3 separate regions of the Homo sapiens genome follow, and regions 1 and 3 are each linked to region 2. Evidence: chromatin contacts called from ENCODE Hi-C or POLR2A ChIA-PET data. All regions are on one chromosome and are shown on one strand. The core of a region is the stretch at or near the end of the contact, and the rest is flanking DNA. Distances in the headings are between cores, read along the strand shown.

Region 1 (3,698 bases), core at 226-2,725, 890 kb before region 2:
CTAAAATGAACTCTGAAGATAAATCAAAAATTGAACAAAAATTTAGCAACATCCTACTAAGTAAAAAGGAGCCAAATTCAAGTTGCTGGTAATGAAAATGTTTCTCTGCTTGTGCATGAAAGTTCTCCACTGTATCTTCTATTTTTGTAATAGCAAACAGTTCTTCTTTGATTTGAGGTGAAACCACATAATCCAAGGGCAATTCTCCCTTAGCATTCCTCTGTTGTAAAAGCACTGGGCCTGTGAAAAGAAAATGCAAAATGTTGCAAGTAAAACATTTCTATTTTGGCAGCTTAACAGCTCTTTTCTCCTTTTTCCCAAAGCATCCAGTGCTTTCTTTGCAATCATATTTTGTATTAATTCATGTCGACACAATTAACTGACTATATATATAGACGAATAAAGGTACATTAAAAAAATTCTAGTCAATTACCTAATAAGGTTTCCCCAAACGTGCATGCCTCCGTTAAATAAATAATAAATACAACTACAAATAAAAACTTTTATAAAACTTTATCAACTGTCATTTTAAAATAAGAATTTCAGTGTTCCCAGAAGAAATCTTAAAAATGTATTATTCATCTTATAAATTCTATACAAGAGCCTCAGGGGTATCTCAAAATATCACCAAGAGGAAAAAGTAGTGCCCCTTTCATTGCTAATAAACAATTCTAGCAGTGCAAAGACTACAAAACCTTGCACAGATAGAGAACAGTTTTCATATTACCCTTGCTTGTGTTCAATGTTTAGTACAGGTAACTGGTTCACACAAATTACATATTAATTCTTCTAGATCAAACTCAGATCTCATCCATCTATACTAGTTAAACTCATTTAACTACCTACTTAGAAAGTACTAAAGATAGAGTTTATCCACTAAGTACTAAAGGATGATGTGGAGAAGGCAAAACATAACTCAGTATTTGGTTACATAGCAAAGTATAGGAGTACTTTTGCCTTCATCAGTCAAGTCTTATAATTATTTATGCACTTGGCCATAAAAACGTTACAGGGGATATAAAGATTTTAGTACTAGCAGACATAATCACTAGGTCCTACAATTATAACATAGATCATATTGTCAGAAAGAGAGAACTGATTATAACTGCTAAAATTCATAATGATGACTCTGATCAGACATACATAGTAGCATAGATATAAAATGTACTTAATATAAAAGATCAACCATTGATAATATGATTAATGTATAATTTATGGAAAGAAGATAATTCTAAAACAAAATTAGGCTCCTTTTCACTGTGCCAACATCTCAAAAAAATTGTTCCAAGTTACTTCTGTTTAAAAAAAAAAAAAAAGACAAAATTACGGACACAGGATACCAAAAGTAAACAAACGTTTTAGAGAAATAAATAAATTCTTGAAATTATTGCTCTTGAGGCTGAGTGACTCACAATGAATAGATAATGCAGTTACTTCAATATAAGTGTCAAACCACTTGACAGGTCCAAACCCAGAATATGACTAAGGCAGAAACAAGTCTGTACGACTGCCAAAGGACCTTGATAAAAACAAAAACAATTAGATTTCCTCTTCTAGGAGGAGAAACTCATCTCTTTACTATTCTCCACTAAGAGCCCTAGAAAAATTCACATTGGTTGGTATAATGCCATACTCTACTGAAGAGCTGGACCTAATACAATAATGGCTCCTAACAAATATTGGCCTGAATGCCAGACACACGGCTGAGTAGAAAAATAAAACATTAAGGAGGTAGAACTTATGGTTTAGTAAACACAGAATACTAAAAAAAACAAGGTAGAAGAACTGAAAAACATTGACTATGAAATGATATCAGTAAAACAGACACACTAAGGCCTTTAGGGGGCAGGAGAAGACTATATATAACCAAATGTCTTAAACTCCCATGCTATACAGCCTTCCTTAGATGCATATATACTAAAAAGACATCTTAAGAAAATACGCTTTTTGTCTTTATGCACAATCAAATGTTTTAATTACAGGATAAGATAATGTTAAATTTAAATGTAAAATTAATACAAATAAAAACGACAAGTAATTTCTACAAATCTTTGTTTCCATATTCTAAGCTGGTCATCAGTTTTCTTTTTTTCTTTTAAAAGCACCAATCCGTTTTGAACATTTTGTTGTAAAATTTATATTATTCAGTTTAGATATAAGAAGAATGACACTGAAATAATGTGGGGCCTTGCTGAAAGCAAAGATCAAAAATCAGCAGGAAAAACGCAGATGAATATTCAGCTCAAGTTACCTCCTTCACAAAACCCCTGCATAACAGTTATCACCATTTGAAAATCCTCCTGCTTTAACTTAATTGGCTGCAAAATGTGAATGACGAAAAATATTCTAGGATATCATTTTTTTACAGTCTGTACAGAAATGACTCATTAAAAATAAGATTGAGTTTGTAGTTACATACAGGAAATGAAAAAATCCAGGTAATCACAATTGAACATTTATATCCATTTATCAATAAGCTTTCAGAAATGACTGGCTCACAAAGACATTACACACCTGAAGGAAAAAGATAAATATTTAAAACCAGCAAACTCAATTCAAAAACAGACTCTCATACACGAACCTAAATAGGCTTAATAATATATACATAAACAAATATACATTATGAAAAGGATTTTATCTCTAATAATAAAAGGTGCTTACGTTTTAGGAGACTTTTTATCCTTACTTTTTCATTAATATGAAATAAAGGCATCTTTCCTTACAGATTTTAAACATAAAATGCTATCTACCTCTGCAGGATTCATCAAAAAACTGGATAATTTATCAAAACCCATTTAGCATAAACACACTCACCCCCATGCTGTAGTAGCAGCTTGCCAATTTCTACATGTCCGTTTGACAGTGCATCATGCAAAGGAGTCACCCCGTCCACTTGAGTGAGCAGATCTACCTCTGGACAACGTTGCAAAATTTCCTGGACACACACTGTGTTGCCATAGTTACAGGCTTCATGCAAAGGCGTCCAGCCAGCATTGTCTAAATTAGAAATCAAGGCAAGTTTTAAAACAGCAGAAGTAGGACTTTTGGTAGAAAAGTACTGATGTTCTACTTTTCTCATCAGTGTGACTTTCTAGGTGCTTCATATACAAAAAGAATGCTGTGATAAAAATGTCTAGGGTGTAATCATATTTCTACCTTAAAAAATTAAAATAAAAACAATTTTAAAATATTAATGTTGGGTATTATCAAAATATGGACACCAAAAAATGTTTTTATACCATTAGTTATAAATCAATATATGAGAAATTTCTTGGCTTTGCTAAGAAATTTTTCTTATACTTTTAAGATACCTTAGGTAAATTTACTTAAATAATTTTTCTTAATGTGATATAAAACTGTTTAATATCACAAATATTAAGACATTGGACTAGACCACAAAGATTTAAAACTTACCTTTAACATTGATGTCTATTCCTGGCAAAGAGAGAAGAAGAATCAATTTCTCCACTTGGTTATTTATGCAAGCTCTATGCAGGGCTGTTTCTCCTGCCATAAAAAATTAATAGATTATTCCAGAGAAGACAAGATATCAACTAAAAAAAATAATCAAAGGGCATGAACTAGGAGATCTGGCCCCATGCCAGAAATTTATTTATTGAGTTCTTCTTTTGACTGGTTTAAACATCCCCTGCATTTAAAAAGGCGGGGGTGGGGGGTGGGAAGGGGAAGGACCCCCA
Region 2 (3,646 bases), core at 1,147-3,646:
GTAAACTTGTGTATGAGGGTTTGTTATACAGATGATTTCATCACAAGGTCTTAAGCCTAGTACCCATTTGTTATTTTTCCTGATCCTCTCCCTCCTCCCACCCTCCACCCTCCACCCTCCAATAGGCCCCAGTATGTGTTGTTCCCCTCTATGTGTTCATGTGTTCTCATCTTACATCTTAGCCTTTAGAATTTATCCCTCTTTTTGGGTGGGGGGGCGGTGAGGGAGGAGAGGGAATTGAAGTAGGAGAGTTCTAGGGTGGGTTTAGAAATCTCACATCACTTTATGCCTATATTAATAACAAATAACCACCAAGTAGTCTATTGTTGAATTAAAGATGAAAGCTGTAGTATCCATGAAAACAAAAATTTGTAAAAGACATGAAAGAACATAACAACTTTATATGTATAATGTTTTTGTCTGTTGAAGAGCTGCAGAAAATTACTTGATGTTTAGTGCCAGCTGCAGTAGCATGCTAAACTGCACATGTTCCACCAAGGAAAAAACAAGTCCTCATTCCTCGTGGATAGGCACACAAATTTGACTTTTCACTATCACCTATCTAAGCAGGCACCTGTTATTACTCATGTGGTATAATACTCCATTTCCATTGGAGATTTTTGTGAGAAGTAACTCATAATTGTTAATGCAACAAAATGTGTGTCCATACAATTAGCATGAATGTAAATATGTCCATCTACATTTTATTTCCTTCTGGATGTTAGCGAAATACTGTTATATGTAAGAAGGGGGTTTTTGTTGTTGCTGCTGTTCTTTAATTCTTAAAGATTTTAGTAGTCTTGCCATCATTATGCTTCTTTAAAAACTCAATAGTAAGCATTTTAGAACTTTTTCTAAATTTGAATAGTTGAAGTTTCAGCTTCTGTTTTAACCAGAATTTATTGTAAATGGCCAAAATACCTATCTACTGCTAAACATCATTCTGGAATTCTGTTTATGCCTGCTAAACTATTGCATTTGCATCTTCATCCTTTTAAAGATGGAGCAACTTAAATGCACATAGCAATCTTTTTATAAAAGCATAATTATGTCTTGTGCTTTTTAAAATGAAAAACTAGTCCTATATGCATTATTGGTTTATGTGAAAAAGTAATTCACAAATGGACTTCTGTATAAATACATGTTTTAAATAGCCTTGAATTTTTCTTGCCTTGTACTTTTTATGTAAATAAAATTAAGCAATTGTTTATCGTATTAATTTGCTTTTTATTAGATGCTTATTTGATACATACATACCCAGTCCTCCTGGCTTTTTGGTTTTTCCTGTTTATCATTTTTATTTGTATGGATGTTTTCTTTTTCATTGTGATTTCTTTTTTGCCCCCATTTATGTGTCATCTATGACAAAAATTGCTGTTAATAAATAAGTGACAGTATTTCACAAAACAAGAAACTGACTTTACCTGTTTGGCACATATATCACTCTCTAGATACCTAATTTGTCTTTTAAAAATAACTTAAATTTTCTTATAAGATTTATCAGAGAAAATATATCTTGACTTAAATTTTATAAAATATATTTAGTGTTTTTTAATATTTGAATTTTGTGTTGCATTTTTTTCCAAAGAGAGGATGTATATTTATTTGTTCTTCAGATTTAGGATTCAATATTCAGAATATGCATGGTAAAAGTTATAGCATTTTCAAAATCAGTCTCTAATACAGGCTAAATATACTAATTTCCTAATAACAATAAAAACAGAAAATGTCTAAAAATTCTTTACTGGTTGAATTATAATTTTGGTTGTATTTGAAAACCTTCAGACTTCGTTCTGGCCATTCCACTTTAGCCATTCAGGCCATGCTGCCTGTATTGTGTATTCAGCAGTTCCTATTAGATGTCTTCACAGTGAGTGATTCTGTAGGGCTTGCTGACACCCGCTTCATGCATGGCCTGCTGTGCTGGGTGGAATTTTTTTTCTGAGCTGCCTGAAACATTAAAGACATCTTGGCCATGTCAGTCTGTGTACAGTGTGTGTGCATGTGCCCTCACATGTGCACATTCCTGAGCAAGTCAGTATTAAATAAATGATGTGGGTGTGCTTTTATATACATGTAAAGTCTAAAATTTGAATAATGATGAATTTATCATGTATTAAAACATATATTTTTAATAATTTAGTTCAGCTAACATTAGCAACTTTTCTCTAGCTTTTATTGTCTGTGGTTATTGACACTAGGGGGCACTGCTTATCCTTGGTTGCATCTTTCTTCAGGAAATGAATAAAAATACTCGGCTGGTTTCTGTGCTCTCACTTTAATTAACAATTGAATTTAGAGAACTCTAGGCTGTTTGATCCTTTGTTATTTTGGTTTTATTTCTAATGCCTATATGTAGTGCTAACAAAGGGGGTTGGAGCTATTGGTTCTCACAAATAAATAGAGTATCCAGTGTCCCATACAGTAACTTTTTCTTCCATTGGAAATGTCATTCTTGGCAAAACCAGAAGGGCAAGTTTGCCCAGTGATGAGGCTTAGATCCCTTGCCAGCTGTGCTTCTAGCCAGCAAGTGTGATGAACAGCTTTAGAAATCAAGTGAGAGAAAGCATTCAAGAGTTAGTGTGATTCATTTGGATAAAGGTCAAAAGAAAGATAAGCAAAGGATTAAGAATGAAGAGCACAAATAGCAACAATTTGTACCTTTTTACTTATAAAAATTACTGTCAGTGATCCTATTTGTAATTTTTCACATGTTCGTAGTTCAAAAGTAACTTAAAGTCTTTTAAAACTATATTAAAGATTGCATTTCATTCTCTATTTCAGCTGATCATTTAAAAATGAAAGAGAAAAATTGATGTGCTACCATTCCTAACTCTATTTATAGATTAGAGCTGTGGCTACTAGTTGAAAATCAAGTGACAACATAATTAAGTAAACATTTTCAATCGATAATTATAGCTTGAAATCTTTTTAAAATATAAAGATTTGCTCCATTTATTTTTTAGAATTTTAGTGTCCATTCTAAGCCTAAATATTCATGTTTCAATCTATAGCACCACCTGTAATCTCTAAGGACATTAATAACATTTTTGTTTTAATACGCACTTTTAAAATAAAACTCCCTCCTCTCCCGTCTTGTCCCCCATCTTCCAAATGTAGAAAGCAATCAGTAGCCTAAGGAATATAGACAACTATTTTACACTGTTCTCCTAATTAATTAAACATGCCAGAACTGGTAAAATTTTATATCCTTCTCCTCTAGAGTTATAGCTGTATCTTTGTGTGCGTGTGTGTGTGTGTGTGTGTGTGTGTGTGTGTGTGTGTGTGTGAAAATATGCAGTTAAATCATGCCCTATTTTTATTAGCTAAAGGTATTGATTTTTAACATGAGTAATTTAAATAAAGTATTCTTGCAGATTTTAAAGTTTTCATAGCATATGTTTTACATCCTGAATGAAAAGAAACAAAAAAGATTACCACTATAGTCAAGCTTGGTCTAAACACCAGTAAAATAACTGAATATAAACACATGGGCAGTTTTAAATAAAATTTTTAAATACCTTTGCTTTGTAGCACATTAAATTGATTTCTCCTATATAGGTACTTCAATTAGAAATTATTTAAAATTTTTCAAAGAGAAATAGATATGTGCATTATCCTAGGTTGATTTTTTCTGTTCGCATTT
Region 3 (3,435 bases), core at 95-2,594, 870 kb after region 2:
CTCATTTGTACGCAGCAGCCATGATTTTTGGTCTTAGCTATTTAAAAACACCAAAATGATTCTTATATCTTGGTGAGTTTTAGCAACATGTTAAAAATTTGATTTTAAGGCTGAGATAGTTTCTAAATATTTTATAGTTTATTAAACAATCAACCAGAACAACATTGAAGAGTCAGGTTTATAAAAATCCCTTACTTTTTTTTTTTGGTATGGCTAGGCTTTTAGACTAGGAATATCACCTTTGTACTAAGACTGTCATGCCATTGTTTGTATATTGTTGTGTTGCATATTGCTTTTCTTTTAATTTTATTACTCATGTTGTTTACTTCTACTGAACGACAATGACAGAGGAATGTCACTAGAGCTTAATTCAGAGTTTAGTTATCATGGATTTGTGATGATAAGCAGAATCAGTGACAAGCAAGCTAACTTATTTTCATACTAAACTGAATTATAATTGCCAAACATTTATTTATTCTTGGCAAATCTAATAACCTTCTAAAATAACCTCACTTTGATAACCTTCTATTGCCATTAAGAGCAAGTTGTGACATCTGATTCCAAAAAGTATTGAGTAATTTACTTCAATATGCTGACAACAAATGCGCACCAATTGCTGAAAACACTGGAAGCAGATGAAAGCTCAAGAAATGAAAAGAGGATATATGGGTAGCTATAACACACCTCATTATCAAACCTGAGATTGGCACATACTAAAAAATGTTGCTAACTCAATCTTCCATGCCAGTATGTTTCAAAATATTGCATAACCAATCACTAGCTTAGGAAAAACTTTCTAGGTCCAATCTCTTTCTGCCTATTAACACACATGCCTGTGAGTTGATCCTTATGCTGCTGTTCTTGCAAGAGTATGACAAAACACAAACAAACAAACAAACAAAACCCAAGTGAGGTGCACTGTCCTCCACTGCACCCTGGCTCCTGATGTCCAGCCAGATTTTGCTGACATTAAACACAGTCTTTAGAGTTCAGGAAGGCTGGGCAGGTGCACCAGACACATCAGAGGCAAATGTGTAACAGCATGGAGCATTTCTGCTGGGCCTGTTGGGTTTGACATGCCAAAATAGCCCAGAAGGAATAGCAGTGCCTTTTGAAGTAGCTGAGATGCTTCCCTGATGTCACTTCTCTGAGTTTTAGATCAATGGCTGGAAGATGAATCAGAACATGTGAGGAGAGTCACTGAGGGGAAAGGTGGTGGAAAGGTTGCAGGAGTGAAGCACCCAAGCCCAGAGAAAAGGTGCAGTGAGTTGTGCAAGCAGGAAAAACAAAGGACTGAGTCATTGGAGGCCTAATTGACAATGGCACAGCTGTGACAACAATTTGCCGGCGGCCTGGCCTATTTGATGAAAGGGCCTCTGCTTTCCTTGGAACCCCAGAGTTGCAGTGGCTCATAGGAACGCGCCACTCATGTTTCCAGCTGTCTCAGCCTCATAAATACCTAAACTCACAGATGACATTTTTAATGCTCTGCAATTGCTATTCTGCATTTATATTTATTGCAATTCAACATTTCCATTAGTGAATCTATCACTGATAAATTTGTCACTGCTTCAGGAATACAGTCCATCATGCTGCATCAATTTCACTTTACAAGCTATTAATGTACTATAATGCAGCTTAAAATATCATGTGGATATATTTGATTAGAGAGGTACCAGAGTCAGTCAGATTGAACTGAGAATTGCCAGAGAACCCAAATTCTTAACTTATTTATTGTAAAGATGAACAGCCTTGGTGATCAGTGAATGTGTTAATACAACAGGTGTATCTCTTTCACTTTTTCAAACAGGCACTGGAAAGAACAAATTTTAGGAATCTATTTTGACTCAGTTAGTTTGAAGCACAGCAGACTTACAGTATTTTGTTGACACTTGACATGTTTATTCTTTTAGCAGACTCATAATCATATTTTAATATTTTCTGCATTCAATTAGCAGCTTGATTCAAGAAACAATGATGGCATATGAGTCCAGGAGATAGGACCAACTATGGCTTTCTGAAATAGGGTAAATAAAAATATTAAACCTTTCTAAATAAAACACAGATTTTTCAATACAAGATGAGATATTTCTGGATACTGTAACAATTTCTGTTAAAAATAAACAAAAACAAAAGGCACCTGTGCAATGAAACTTTGTACAGAAATTTACAACGCTCAGGAATGTGGACTACATTAGTTCATTGGCAGTCAGAATCTGGCAAATCACTGTGTCCACAGACTCTAAAAGCTGAACTAGAGCAGGTCAATCTGAGCAATTTTAATATTTCTGGCAATTGTCAAATGCTCAAACCATTTTCTAAATCTCATTTTTCCAATTTTAAAATATAGAGGAAGACCTGTTATGTACTTAGAAAAATCTGCTTGTGAAGTGCTATGAAATTCACCAGTGAAAATTATTTTTCTAGAGAGGTGATTAATAGCACATATATGTAGAATGATATGCATTTTAAACCTTACTGAGTTATTTTCAAATGAGTGGCAGCAGGCAAGGTAATAATTTTTTAAAACCTCAGTTTTCTACATGTTTAATGAAGACAGTAAGATCCAATCTGTGGAACTTTTCTTAAATTATATGAGATGCAAGTTGTGGTACGTCCACACAATGACATGCAGACAGATACTCATCAGGTTAAGATGGCTCTATGTGTGATGTACAAAATGATTACCAAGAATTAGTTAAATTAAAACATTTAAGACCAGAGTACTATACATATAATATATAAACAAGATATACAATATATATGCACAGAAATTTTGGTAAGATATAGGAAACACAGAAATCTGCAGTTTCTGTGGGATAGGAAGGTAAAACATATTTTCATATTATGTCCTTTTAGGCTATTTGATGCATTGCTATTTGTTCATATTACTTTTATAATAAAATTAATAGTTTAATTTTTTACAGGGTACAATGTCTTAAAAAGATTAACAACACATTGTCTAGCACGTAACTAGAGCTCAATCAATGTTGGCTCTTTGTATAATGCCATAATAATTGCTCCTTTCTCCATGAATGTAATAGATACCTTTGCAGCTGCTCCAATAACTATGTTAAGTTGATTCTGAAGTTAAAGAAGTCTGCATGGAGACACATGGATTTGCAAAGTCCATTTGATAAATGTCTCCAAATGTGGGTACATTATAAACTCAGGAAGCACCAATAGTTTGAAAGTCTGCTTAAAAATGTGGCTAGCAATTTGAAGGTGTCTTCATAAACACGGAGTGCACGGAGTGAGGGAAGCAGTAGTTCCTGTCTGCTTTCTATCAGTCATAGCACTCAGGAACCTTGTGTTGTGGGTGGGTTTTCTATGTTGTGAGAGATCTGAGGAGTTAGAGCCTGGGCAGAGGAAAATGACCAGGACAGTGCAAGGGAGCAGACTCCACATCAACATGAATAGCTAAAGGAATTGAGG

The links. A loop is a pair of places that touch in the nucleus more often than their neighbours do. ChIA-PET counts read pairs that join two places held with the same protein, here RNA polymerase II (POLR2A). Pooled maps may share reads with other maps.
Region 1: a pooled map shows a loop between it and region 2 (4-fold over the local background). The contact joins two enhancer-like sites. A Hi-C loop is called at or near these places in 2 of 37 single-sample maps with no recorded cell type and 6 of 50 pooled maps. POLR2A ChIA-PET finds 5 or more read pairs at or near these places in 1 of 52 experiments (AG04450).
Region 3: a map of HCT116 shows a loop between it and region 2 (2.5-fold over the local background). The contact joins two enhancer-like sites. A Hi-C loop is called at or near these places in 8 of 168 maps with a recorded cell type or tissue (Calu3, GM12878, HCT116 and 5 more), 3 of 37 single-sample maps with no recorded cell type and 8 of 50 pooled maps.

The regions. Positions count from the first base shown.
Region 1 is chr5:94,691,373-94,695,070 of GRCh38, reverse strand. SLF1 (SMC5/6 complex localization factor 1) reads right to left here. Exons shown (of 21, transcript NM_032290.4): 19 at 3,415-3,507; 20 at 2,815-2,997; 21 at 1-240. Among named protein-coding and RNA genes, the nearest start is that of SLF1, 75 kb to the right of the region's middle. Within about 2 kb of position 1,475, at least 2 of the 41 ENCODE cell types and tissues checked have a DNase peak (open chromatin) inside an H3K27ac peak, as active enhancers do.
Region 2 is chr5:93,800,026-93,803,671 of GRCh38, reverse strand. The region is part of intron 8 of ARB2A (ARB2 cotranscriptional regulator A); the gene reads left to right. Among named protein-coding and RNA genes, the nearest start is that of POU5F2, 60 kb to the right of the region's middle. Within about 2 kb of position 2,396, at least 3 of the 41 ENCODE cell types and tissues checked have a DNase peak (open chromatin) inside an H3K27ac peak, as active enhancers do; they include HCT116, where a contact is called at or near this core.
Region 3 is chr5:92,925,305-92,928,739 of GRCh38, reverse strand. The region is part of intron 1 of LINC02058 (long intergenic non-protein coding RNA 2058); the gene reads left to right. Among named protein-coding and RNA genes, the nearest start is that of LINC02058, 13 kb to the left of the region's middle. Within about 2 kb of position 1,344, at least 2 of the 41 ENCODE cell types and tissues checked have a DNase peak (open chromatin) inside an H3K27ac peak, as active enhancers do; they include HCT116, where a contact is called at or near this core.